Linked DNA regions of Homo sapiens: region 2 is linked to region 1. A link is a contact called in ENCODE Hi-C or POLR2A ChIA-PET data. All regions are on one chromosome and are shown on one strand. Each heading gives the region's core, a stretch centred on a gene start or an enhancer-like site at or near the end of the contact. The rest is flanking DNA. Distances are from core to core; before and after follow the strand shown.

Region 1 (5,825 bases), core at 2,926-5,425:
CAACCCTTTCTCCTCCACTCCTCCAGCCTCAGATAACGGTGGACCTTCTGTGTTTCCAAGTCTGGACTCTACACCAGGATCTTGGTACTTCATTTTTCCCTAGTCTCTTGGAGCTCCATCTCTTTCTTTTGGCTTTGTCTTGCCTAAGTTTCTCCCATCTCAAAAAATCTATTTGTTTATTAGATAATATGGAATTATTGTTATTTGTGGGGTCATGGATGGCTATAGAAAAAATCTTTATCAACTGGAGATCCAGCCTGAAGTATTTATTGGTAAAGTAGTATGATATACATTAAAATACTCCAGAGGAGAAAAAAGTAGAGGTGGGGAGGTGGTGAAGTTTGGAAAAATGCTGATAATTATTGACACTGGGTGATGGGTACATGGGTGATTATTATGCTGTTCTCTCTACTTTTATACATTTTTAAAATTTCTATAATGGAATGTTTAAAAATACCCACCTGTAGAGTACACCAATACCTAAAGCAAGAAAGACTATACAAGTATATTTGAAAATCTAGATGATGTGGTCAATTTTATAAGAAAATATAAATGACCAAAATTGATTCCACAGGAAAATGAAAATCTAAACAGAGGAGTTTACCAAACTTTACGTGTAGATAATTTCAATGCTGTTTAAATTGTCCCAAAGCATAGAAAAAGAAGGAACTTTTCTAAATTCAATTTTTTCTTTTACTTTTTACTTGGGACAATTTCCAACATATATGAGTAGAGAGAATATTACAATGAGGCCTAAAGTACTCATCTTTCAGATCTACAGTCATCAACACATGGCCAATTTTGTTTTATTCTCCCATTTCCCACTGCACCCTAACTTTGGATTATTTTGAAGCAATCCTCAGTCATTATATCACTATATTCTCTTTGTTAAATAAGTATTGCTTTCATATGAGAATGCAGCAAAGATTGAACAAAAATAATAAAATATTAGCAATTAGAATCCAGCATCATTTAAAGAATATTAAATCATTCAACTCAATAGCAAAAAACAAATAATCCAATTTTAAAATGGGCAAAAGATCTCAATAGACATTTCTCAAAAGAAGACATACAAATGGCCAACAAGTATATGAATAAATGCTAAGCATCGCTAATCATCAGGGAAATGCAAATCAGCATCGTAATGAAATATCATCTCACCCCAGTTAAAATGGCTGTTATCGAAAAGGCAGAAAATAACGAATGCTGTGAAGGATGCAGAGAAAGAGGAAAACTCATACACCATCGGTGGGAATGTAAATTAGTACAGCAACTTTGAAAAACAGTATGGAGGTTCCTCAAAAAACTAAAAATAGAACTACCATGTGATCCAGCAGTCTCACTGGGAGTATATCCAAATGAAAGTAAGTCAGTATATTGAAGAGATATCGGGATTCCTATATTTATTATAGCACTGTTCACAAGAACCGATATATGGAATCAACCTAAGTGTTCATCAGTAGATGAATGGATAATGATGGGCCGGGCCAGTGGCTCAGGCCTGTAATCCCAGCACTTTGGGAGGCCAAGGCAGCCAGGTCACTTGAGGCCAGGAGTTTGAGACCAGCCTGGCTAACATGGGGAGGCTGGTCTCTACTAAAAATACAAAATTTATTTTGTCTCTACTAAAAATACAAAAATTAACTGGGCGTAGTGGTGCATTCCTGTAATCCCAGCTACTAGGGAGGCTGAGGCACAAGAATCGCTTGAACCTGGGAGGTGGAGGTTGTAGTGAGCCGAGAGTGTGCCACTGCACTCCAGCCTGGGTGACAGAGCAAGACTCTGTCTCAAAAAAAAGAAAAAAATGTAGTATATATACACAATGGAATATTATTCAGCCATTACGAAAAACAAAGCCCTGTCATTTGCAACAACATAGATGGAACTGGAGAACATTATATTAAGTAAAATAAGCCAAGCACAGAAAGACAAATATCTTATGTTTTCACTCATAGGTGGGAGCTAAAAAAGTGGATCTCATAGAGGTAGATGGTAAAATAGAATGGTGGTTACCAGAGGCTGGGTAGTAGGGGGTGGAGGGATGAAAGGAGGTTGGTTAATGGGTACAAAAATACATTTATTTAAGAAGAATAAGTTCTAGTGTTCAACAGCACAGTAGGGCAACTATAGCTGACAAGGACTTAGAGTATATTTCAAAATACTTAGAAGAGAAGATTTGGAATGTTCCCAACACAAAGAAATTACAAATGTTAGAGGTAGTGGGTATCCCAATTCCCTTGATTTGATTATTACATGTTGCAGGCATGTATCAAAAAATTCATATGCTCCAATAATATATGCAGCTATTATGTGTCAATAACATTTTTTAATGTTAGAAAATATTAAATTATGACTGAAAGGGATTTATTCTAGGAAATCAAGGATGGCTAAGTATTGGGATATCTATTAATATTACTTATTATTAGGGAGATAATCATATCTGTAGATGCCGAAAAGGCATTTGACAAATTTAACATTTATAGAATAGCAATACATAGATACTTCAACATGATAAAATATTCTTGTTTTAGCTAAAAGCAAGCATCATGCTTTATGGAGAAATTTTAGAAACATTTCCACTAAAGTGAGAAAAAGACAAAGATATGCCCCATTATTTTTTAAATTTTTCAATTAAAGTATAAATTACATAAAGTTTGTTATTATTATTATTATTTAACATTCTGTTAGGGAACTAACCGATGTTATTAGGCAATAAATGAAAATATTTACAGATGGTATATTTGTATACCCAGAAAACCCAAAAGAACAAACTAAAAAACTACTACAAACAAAAAGAGAATTTGATAAGATAGTGAGAGGTACAAAATAAGCAAAAAACAAACGCTTTTATGTGTGCAAGCAACAACCAGTTAGAAGATAAAAAGGAAGAACTACTTTGGGCCATGATGGAGCCACAGGGACTGGATTTGCCCTGCCAGTGGTTTTCAGATGTTGAATGTAGGCAGTGTAGGACAGATTCTTCGGAAAAAACTAATGACATACGCCCTGTGATTGCTGCAGCTTACTGTCTGGAGAGATTCAAGACTGCTGTGCAGAGAGGGAGCACCCAAATAGAGCCTGGCAGTCTTCCTGAGTCACGGAGACAGAGTTCAGAATTTGAGAAGGCCAAGGTAGTTAGACTTCACAGGGCTGATCGGGCGCGGTGGCTCACCCTGTAACCCCAGCACTTTGGGAGGCTGAGGTGGGTGTATCACCTGAGATCAGGAGTTCGAGACCAGCCTGGCCAACAGGGGGAAACCCTGTCTCTACTAAAAATAAAAAAATTAGCGAGTTGTGGTGGTTGGTGCCTGTAATCTCACTACTTGGGAGGCTGACGCAGGAGAATCACTTGAACCCAGGAGGCAGAAGTTGCGCTGAGCTCTGTTCTCCAGCCTGGGCAACAGAGCAAGACTCCGTCTAAAAAATAAATAAATCAATCAATCACAGGGCTGAGAGGAGAGAGCTAAAGAGAGGGAGGGAGGGAGAGCTCCAGAGATTCGTGTTTTCATCTGAGAACTGATAAGCATGTGTGTATGTGCGGAAAGTACCTGAGGCTGAGGACAGAAAGACACAGGCAAAAAAATTCCAGCTCACACAGAGCTGGAAACAGTTTTCCCATCTTCTAGAATGGAAAAATCTTTGATACATTGGACATCAAATAGAGTGCACAGAAGGTGATTGCCTCTGGAATGGGGCCCAGATAGTCCTAAATGTAAGGCTGTTTTGGTCCACCCTAAGAAACTTAAAACAGACCTTGGAAGAACCGAACCATTTCCAAGTAATTTAACTGTCATCTCAGAGCAAAGCTAAAAAATGTTTAAAGCATACCAAAAAGTCCAGTGCCCAAGAGTATAACATTCACAACGTCTGCATCCAGTCAAAGATCACCAGGCATACAGAGAATCGGGTCAAGTATGACAATACAATGGGTAAGAAAAAGTAATCATAGAAACATATCTAGAAATGATGCAGGTGATGGTAGATAAGGACATTTCTGTGTATCTGTTGTCTACTGTTACATTTAAAATTTCCCCAACACTTAGTGACTTACAACATTTGCTATTTCACACAGTTTTGAAGGGTCAGGAATCTAGAAGCAGTTTAGCTGGGTGGTTCTGACTCATAGTCTCCTGGCGGTACCATCAAGCTGTCAGCGGGGGTAGCAGGCATCTGAAGATTGGAATGGGGCTGGAGGATTCCAAACTCTCTCACGTGGCTGTTGGCAAAGAAGCCTCAGTACCTCACTACATGGGCCTCTCCAAATGACTGCTCAAGACATGGCAGCTACCTTCCCCAGAGGAAATGATCTAACGGGGAAAGAGAGAGAGTGACCAAGATGGAAGTGCATTGTTTTTTATAAGCTAATCTTAGAAATGGCGTGCCACATGCTACCAGTCACACAGACCAACCCTGGTAGAATACAGGAGGGAATTAACTATGGATCTGAATGTCAGGATGTGGAGATCACGGAGGACCACTTTGGAGATTGGCCACCACACTTCACATGTTCAGGAAGGTAAAGGAAAGCATGAGCATTTTAAGAAGAGTAAGAGAAGATATTAAAAAGACCCAAATTGAATTTTTAGAGATGAAAAATGCAGTGACTAAAATGAAAAATATGCTGGATGAGATTCACATGTATTCTGAAGCTCTGTTATTAAGTATGTAGATGTTTAGGATTGTTATGTCTTCTAGATGAACTGACCCCTTTATCATTATAAAATGACCCTCTTTATCTCTGGCAGAATTCCTTGCTCTGAAATCTGCTTTGTCTGCTATTATTGTGGCGATTCCAGATTTCTTTTGATTAGTGTTATCATAATATATCCTTTTCCATCATTTTAAACAAAAACTACTGCTGAAAAGATATTCGATATAATTCATGCAGAATAAATCTAATCACTCCTCACCTTGAATATATCTTTTTTTGTTTAATTCAGACCTGCCAGCTTTTTATAAATGCTGCAGTTGACTCTCCTGCAATTGATTACCACATATCTTTAGCCCAGAGTGCTTTGCAAATCTGCCTGACACATCCTGAGCTGCAGAATGAAATTTGCTGTCAGCTTATTAAACAGACAAGACGAAGACAGCCACAGAATCAACCAGGACCATTGCAGGTAGATATTAATATTGATACATATACATGCAATTTAAAGTGTTTTTTTTTCTGATTGTAAGAATGATACACATTCAGCATAGACATTTGGAGAATACAAAAAGTGCAGAAGGAAAAATAGGTATTAATATTTTGATGTCTACCTTTTTGGTTTATTTATATGTTTATATATAAATGTGTGTATGTTGGTGTGTGTACACTCACAGTTTTTTATATTGCTGGAGTTACAGTGTGCATACTACTTTTTTAAACTATAGAAAATAATCGTTTCCCCTATATCCTTAGACATTCTTCAAAACATTAATGGTCATGTTAACATTAAGTACGATACATTTCTATATTTTTTCCTATAATAAATACCTCTGCAGTAGACATCTTTGAACCTAAATGAGATGGAGTTTCGCTCTTGTTGCCCAGGCTGGAGTGCAATGGCACAATGTCGGCTCACTGGAACCTCCGCCTCCCGGGTTCAAGCAATTCTCCTGCCTCAGCCTCCCAAGTAGCTGAGATTACAGGCATGTGCCAACACTCCCGGCTAATTTTGCATTTTTAGCAGAGATGGGGTTTCACCATGTTGGTCAGGCTGGCCTCGAACTCCTGATCTCAGGTGATCCGCCCGCTCTGGCCTCCCAAAGTACTGGGATTACAGGTGTGAGCCACCGCGCCCACCAGGAACCTAAATCTTGTGGACAGGTCCAGCGAATTC
Region 2 (5,357 bases), core at 2,463-4,962, 36 kb after region 1:
CTTGAACTCCTGATCTCAGATGATCTGCCCGCCTTGTCCTCCCAAAGTGCTGGGATTACAGGCGTTAGCCACCGTGCCCGGCCTGCCAACATAATTTTCTAATAAACAGAGTGGGGGTGGGAGGGGAAGGGCCGCTCTTTCTGAACGTGCTGCTAGGTTATACTGTGGTTTTATGAAAATCAAACAACTCTTCTTTAGCAGTGGCAGTGGCAAAAGAAGGCTAATTCCCTCTCTCACTATGTGGCTCTAATGAATTCCCAGGAGCTCCTAGGAACTGAATATTGGGTGATACCAGAGGAAATGGCTTAGATGTTATTAACTTCTTGAGTTTCTGGAAAATGCTATCAAACCCAATAAGAGTTGCCTTTTATGAGAGAAAAGTTTACAGAAAGTGTAACCTTAGGAAAGCTTGTGGAGAGTTCTTGGGTTTTGGATCATGTACAGATTATAAGATGTTCCACTCAGGGATAGGGTATCATCAACACTGCTTTCATGTACTGACTATTCTATCGAAACATCTTCACATGAGGTTATCACTGACCACTTAACTGCCAAGTCCAGCAGACCCCAAATGGTCCAACTGTCTGCTGGACGATATCTCAAACTCACCATGTCCTCTAAACCTGCTTCTCCTGCTCTGTGCCCCTTAAAATTGGTTAAGAGGATCACCAGTTCATCCATCAAGAAGGAAACATTGACTTTTCTCCCTTTTACCAACGTCTTACTTTCTACTGTCTAGTAATTGTATTAGATAGAACTCTTTTTGCTGTAAATTCCAAAATTCAACTTGAACTAGCTTAGACAAAAATGAGAAATTGTATTACAAGGATATTAGGATGTCTCATATAATCAAAGAGCAAGCTGAACAACCAAGCCATAAGAAAGGTGAGGACACAGGCAAGCCTTAGGGACAATTAGAACCATGAGACATATGCCAGCACTTTCCCTTCATATTGATGTGTGTCTGATGTGTGCTCACTAACTACAAAATAATTCATTTAGCATAAAATATGCTAATTTCCTCTAGAGGTAGAGTGACTTACTTTTCCCAATTCTAGTTTGAAAAATTTCAGGGAAGGACTGTGATTAACCCAGCTCATGTTAGGTGTTCACTCTGAACCACCCCAAATGTACTCAACATTAGGAGAATGCTTAAGTACATTACGAAAAATCTATGCAGTGAAATATTCTGCAACCATCAAAGTTATGTTTATGATGCAGTTTTAAAATTTGATATGGTGCATTTTTAAAATTTGATATGGGGAAATACATGTTAAAATCAGGACATTAATTAACTTTACAATTAATCTCAACTTTGTAAGAAAAAAGATTAGAATGAAACATATCAAATGTATTTCCAAAATACCTAATAGTTACTACTTCTGGCTTATGCTTATTTTACCCTCTTAATTTTCTGTGCATACGTTTTTTCCCCTACAATTAGCTTATATAACTTTGAAAACAAGGGAAAAAATTTTAAAACTCTGCCTGTCACTTTCCTAGCTATTGTTAATAGCCTCCGCATGGTCTTCTAGATGCCAAACCACCCTTCACACAACTGCAAAAAATTATCTCACTGAAATTCATGTCTAATCATGGCACACTCCTATTTTTAAACCCTATTTGGTTTCTCATAACCAACACAGTAAAGTCTAGACTACAGCATCCTTCACAGTAGCCCCATCTACCTGCCCAGTTTGCTCTTCCACTGTAGCTCCACCAGGCACTTTATATGATCGCAACCCAAACTATTCAGTTTCCCAAATACATCCTGCACACGCCTTTACCCTTCTGCACTGTTGCTCATTCCATCCAGAAAGCAGCATAAAATTGTCTCCTTCTCCTTCCATTCTTACCTTAAGAACAATCTTCATCTACCCAGGAAAGTCACTTTCTTTGCCCAAGTATGAAGGCCTCAAGAGGAATGAGGGAAGAAAGGGGAACTCACCTGCTCAGTCAGATCAACTGAATCAACCCTGAATCAATGCTGCTGATCAGGGCCCAGCCGGATCACCTTCACTTTCCTGGTTACCAAGCTCCCTCCTTCAAACACCTCTCCCCGTTATTCAAACAAGTGTACTTTTGAAGTACTCGTACTGAGTATTGTGCCCAGTACATAGCAAGCACTTGGCAAAAATGTTAGCTGTCGTTATTGCTATCAATATCAACAGGCCTTCCTAACTAGCATGCAAAAGTATTCTGAAGTTCTAGAACCCAAATCATTACAATTCATTACAATCTGTCCCATATCAGTTTGTGAGCTTAAAGTCTGGCTTAGCACCAGGCTATAGCTGTTGATTCAATGACAGATGTATAAGCCTCCTTTGAAAAATCATCCTTTCTTCGGTGAGCTCTACTCCCATTAATTCCCTTCCTATGTGCAGCTTAGTGTTCTTTACGTCTCCAAAATATACCTAGGTGTTGGGAGGATTTTGTTCCCAATGACTTTATTTGAAATAAACACCCTTTTATCAACCATCAGCCTTGTTTCCAGGAATGTGTTCCTTGTGTTTCTTTGTTCGAAGTTGCTGACCAGCAGCTTATCACACAATAATAACAAGCATTAAGCAGTTATAATGTGTCAGACACCCACGTAAGTTATGTTTTACCTACATTTATCTCATTTAAGATTCACAATCTTTCCCGCTTTACAGGATCAGAAATTCAGTGATTTACCCGATGTGGCAATGTGACAACTTAGCCAGCGTGGCCAAGTCAGAACTTGAACCTAGGTCCATCTCACGCCAAAGCCCATGTACTTGAACATCGCACCATAGAAATCAAGCCGAATAGTAGAGGACTGGAGGGAGGGTATCTCCTTCAAATATTCAGGGCATCTTAGGCTAGAAAGCCTGAGTCTACTCAGCATTCAATACAGACCAAATACTATCAGTGCCATGGTTTCACCATCTCCTTCAGGCATAATTGGTCACTTGCCCTCATGCAATTTTTGTACCTCTATACAATAGTTTAGATCACTCACTTCCTTAGGTGCTTATAATTAGCTGAGTGTGTGTCTTTCTTAAGGGCAGCGATCTTTTCTTACTCATCTCTTTATTCCTTATTCTGTGTAGCATAGGGCCTTGCATATTCAATGATTGTTATTTATTTCAATGCTCGTTATTTATTTGGACACTCCTGCAGATCTATAAAGAGACCACAAAGTTCCAAAAGAAAATAATCTACATTCACAAAGTAAATGAAGTATGTAGGAGATGCACTTGCTTCATTAATTTATTAATAAATACACAATGTGCTATTGAATAAAACTTGAAACAACTAAACATCTAGAAAGTTGGAAAATATTAAAATTACGTGCCTTATTTTAAATTTTAAAGTCCGAATATTCCTTGCTTCTAGTAAATTAGCAGAAAACAGCTCAAGAGATTGTTACACCCTCTATTCCTAAATCATGGCGATTGGGAAGAAAAAAGTGAAAGATGAGAGAGAGAGAGAGCAGAGACCCTTGGCATATAGTTGACACCCAGTAAAAAAATTTTAAAATAAAAGAAAATTGCTTTTAGATCCCAGGTTTGTAACCCCTTATCATCTCGTTCTAGGAGGTAACAAGGAGTTACTAACTTGGGATCTAAAAGCAATCCTAAGGCTTGAGGCCGAGAATGAGATGTAAAAGGACTCCTGAAAACTACATTTCCCATGATGCCCGTCTCCCCACGCAACCGCGGCCGCGACGTCGCTCCCATGGCAACCCAGAAGGCCTCACTCCCAGACTCCTTGCGGAGCTCGCCGCCTGATTCTAGGCTGGTCACTACTCCGAGCCTGTGACGTTTGCGGCAGCCAGGCCGTCGACGATGCCCAGGTATTCCCTGAACCCGGCTTGCGTGGGAAAGGCTACTGAGAGTATTCCTGGAGAGAGGAAGCCCAGGCGGGACCAGCTGTTGGAAGATTGTGGGGGTGGCTACTTGCCACCAGGATATGCAGGGTCGGGGACCTAGGAATCAGCCTTGAGCATAAAGATTCTGCCGCAAACAGGAAAGAAAAGAAAGTTCCCTAGGTAGAAAAGTGAGAGATTTGGAAAGATCAGCAACTCCACCCATTCAATGATTGAATAAAAGTTTCTTGCAGGCCAGAGACTACTTCCGGAGCAGGACATTCGGCGATGAGCTAGACCACAAAGCCTCCTCTCCCCAGGGGCCTCCCCTCCTGGTGCGGGGGTTCGCAGTAATAAGCGAGGGGAAACTTGGAAGGCACTGTGGAAAGTATAACATCACTTTTAAGGGGGGAAACGGGAGAGGGTTTGTAAACTATATTCTAGCTGTTCAATTCTATGATATTCATTTTAATTACCTGTTCACAAGATATTCCTAAACCTTTTCTCAACAATTTATGCTTAAGCACGTCGGGGAGAGGGGTCAGGGAGTGCATCACAGAGCAGGATAAATCTTTTTCTCTCCTTGGGATAGTGTGGAGAATTGTCAGCTTTCCATCAAGGGATAATTGGTTAGTTATAAAGCTATGGTTATACTTCCCGATTTCCGCAGGTGTCGTGGCTGACTGCAGCACCTCCGTCTTTCCTCTCTGCTAGGTATTTGGAAAGCAGATCCTCATATTTTGAAAGAATGTTGTGTAAATGAAGAGCAAACAGCCCGAAACTGAGTTCTGAAGGCTCACCTGTGAAATAAATGCATGAATTTTAGTGCAAACATTTAAGGACTCCTGTTTTGACCCTTTTTCTTATTCCTGGTTCTTGAATAGTATAATTACAAGCCCTCAATAATTTTTGTAATTGTATAGGCCATGCCCTAAACTACATATATATTTTAACAATTATGACAATCCTATAAAGCTGATACTCTTTTTTATTGGCTTTTTAGAGATAGAGAAACAATTGAGCCTGGGGAATAGCACAGAGGATTGCATATATTAGGTGCTCAATAAATATTTGTTTAATTAATAAAGGAATGAAGGATTTAAAGAGGTTAGGTAGTTTTCCCAAGTTCACATACATAGGAAGTAGCAGAATCAGGCTAGGACCTATCAGGTCTTGCCCATGGTTAGTTTTTAGTTTAATATTCCATTTTCACTTAGGCTTTAATTAATATATATATGATTTTATCGTGTAAAGTTATATATCTGTGTAAAGAAATCAATGAAAGGATTGTTTTCAAAATGTTTGTGGTTTTAGGGTTTTTTTTTCTTTCTTTCTTTATGGTTTTTTTTTGGCGGGGGGAGACAAGGTCTTGCTGTGTCACCCAGGCTGGAGTGCAGTGATGTCAACATGCTTACTGCAGCCTCGACCTCCAGGGCTCAGGCAATCCTCCTGCCTCAGCCTCCCTAGTAGCTGGGACCACGAGTGCATGTCACCACACCCAGCTAATTTCTTTTCTTTTTCTTTT

What was found. Hi-C counts contacts between places; a loop is a spot of excess contacts on that map. ChIA-PET counts read pairs that join two places held with the same protein, here RNA polymerase II (POLR2A). Pooled maps may share reads with other maps.
Region 2: a loop to region 1 is called in a map of ascending aorta, with 2.3 times the contacts of the local background. The contact joins the promoter of DYNC2LI1 here to the enhancer-like site in region 1. A Hi-C loop is called at or near these places in 1 of 168 maps with a recorded cell type or tissue (ascending aorta) and 2 of 50 pooled maps. POLR2A ChIA-PET finds 5 or more read pairs at or near these places in 5 of 52 experiments (HepG2, MCF 10A, OCI-LY7 and 2 more).

The regions. Positions count from the first base shown.
Region 1 is chr2:43,733,401-43,739,225 of GRCh38, forward strand. PLEKHH2 (pleckstrin homology, MyTH4 and FERM domain containing H2) reads left to right here. Exons shown (of 30, transcript NM_172069.4): 20 at 4,941-5,120. Among named protein-coding and RNA genes, the nearest start is that of DYNC2LI1, 38 kb to the right of the region's middle. Within about 2 kb of position 4,176, at least 3 of the 41 ENCODE cell types and tissues checked have a DNase peak (open chromatin) inside an H3K27ac peak, as active enhancers do; they include ascending aorta, where a contact is called at or near this core.
Region 2 is chr2:43,770,327-43,775,683 of GRCh38, forward strand. It overlaps DYNC2LI1 (dynein cytoplasmic 2 light intermediate chain 1), which reads left to right and starts at 3,713. Exons shown (of 13, transcript NM_016008.4): 1 at 3,713-3,820. The coding sequence starts at 3,813. LOC105374571 (a long non-coding RNA gene) reads left to right here and starts at 3,827. Exons shown (of 2, transcript XR_940033.2): 1 at 3,827-4,220; 2 at 4,547-4,666. It also overlaps the pseudogene RN7SKP66. RefSeq lists an enhancer at 3,599-3,648.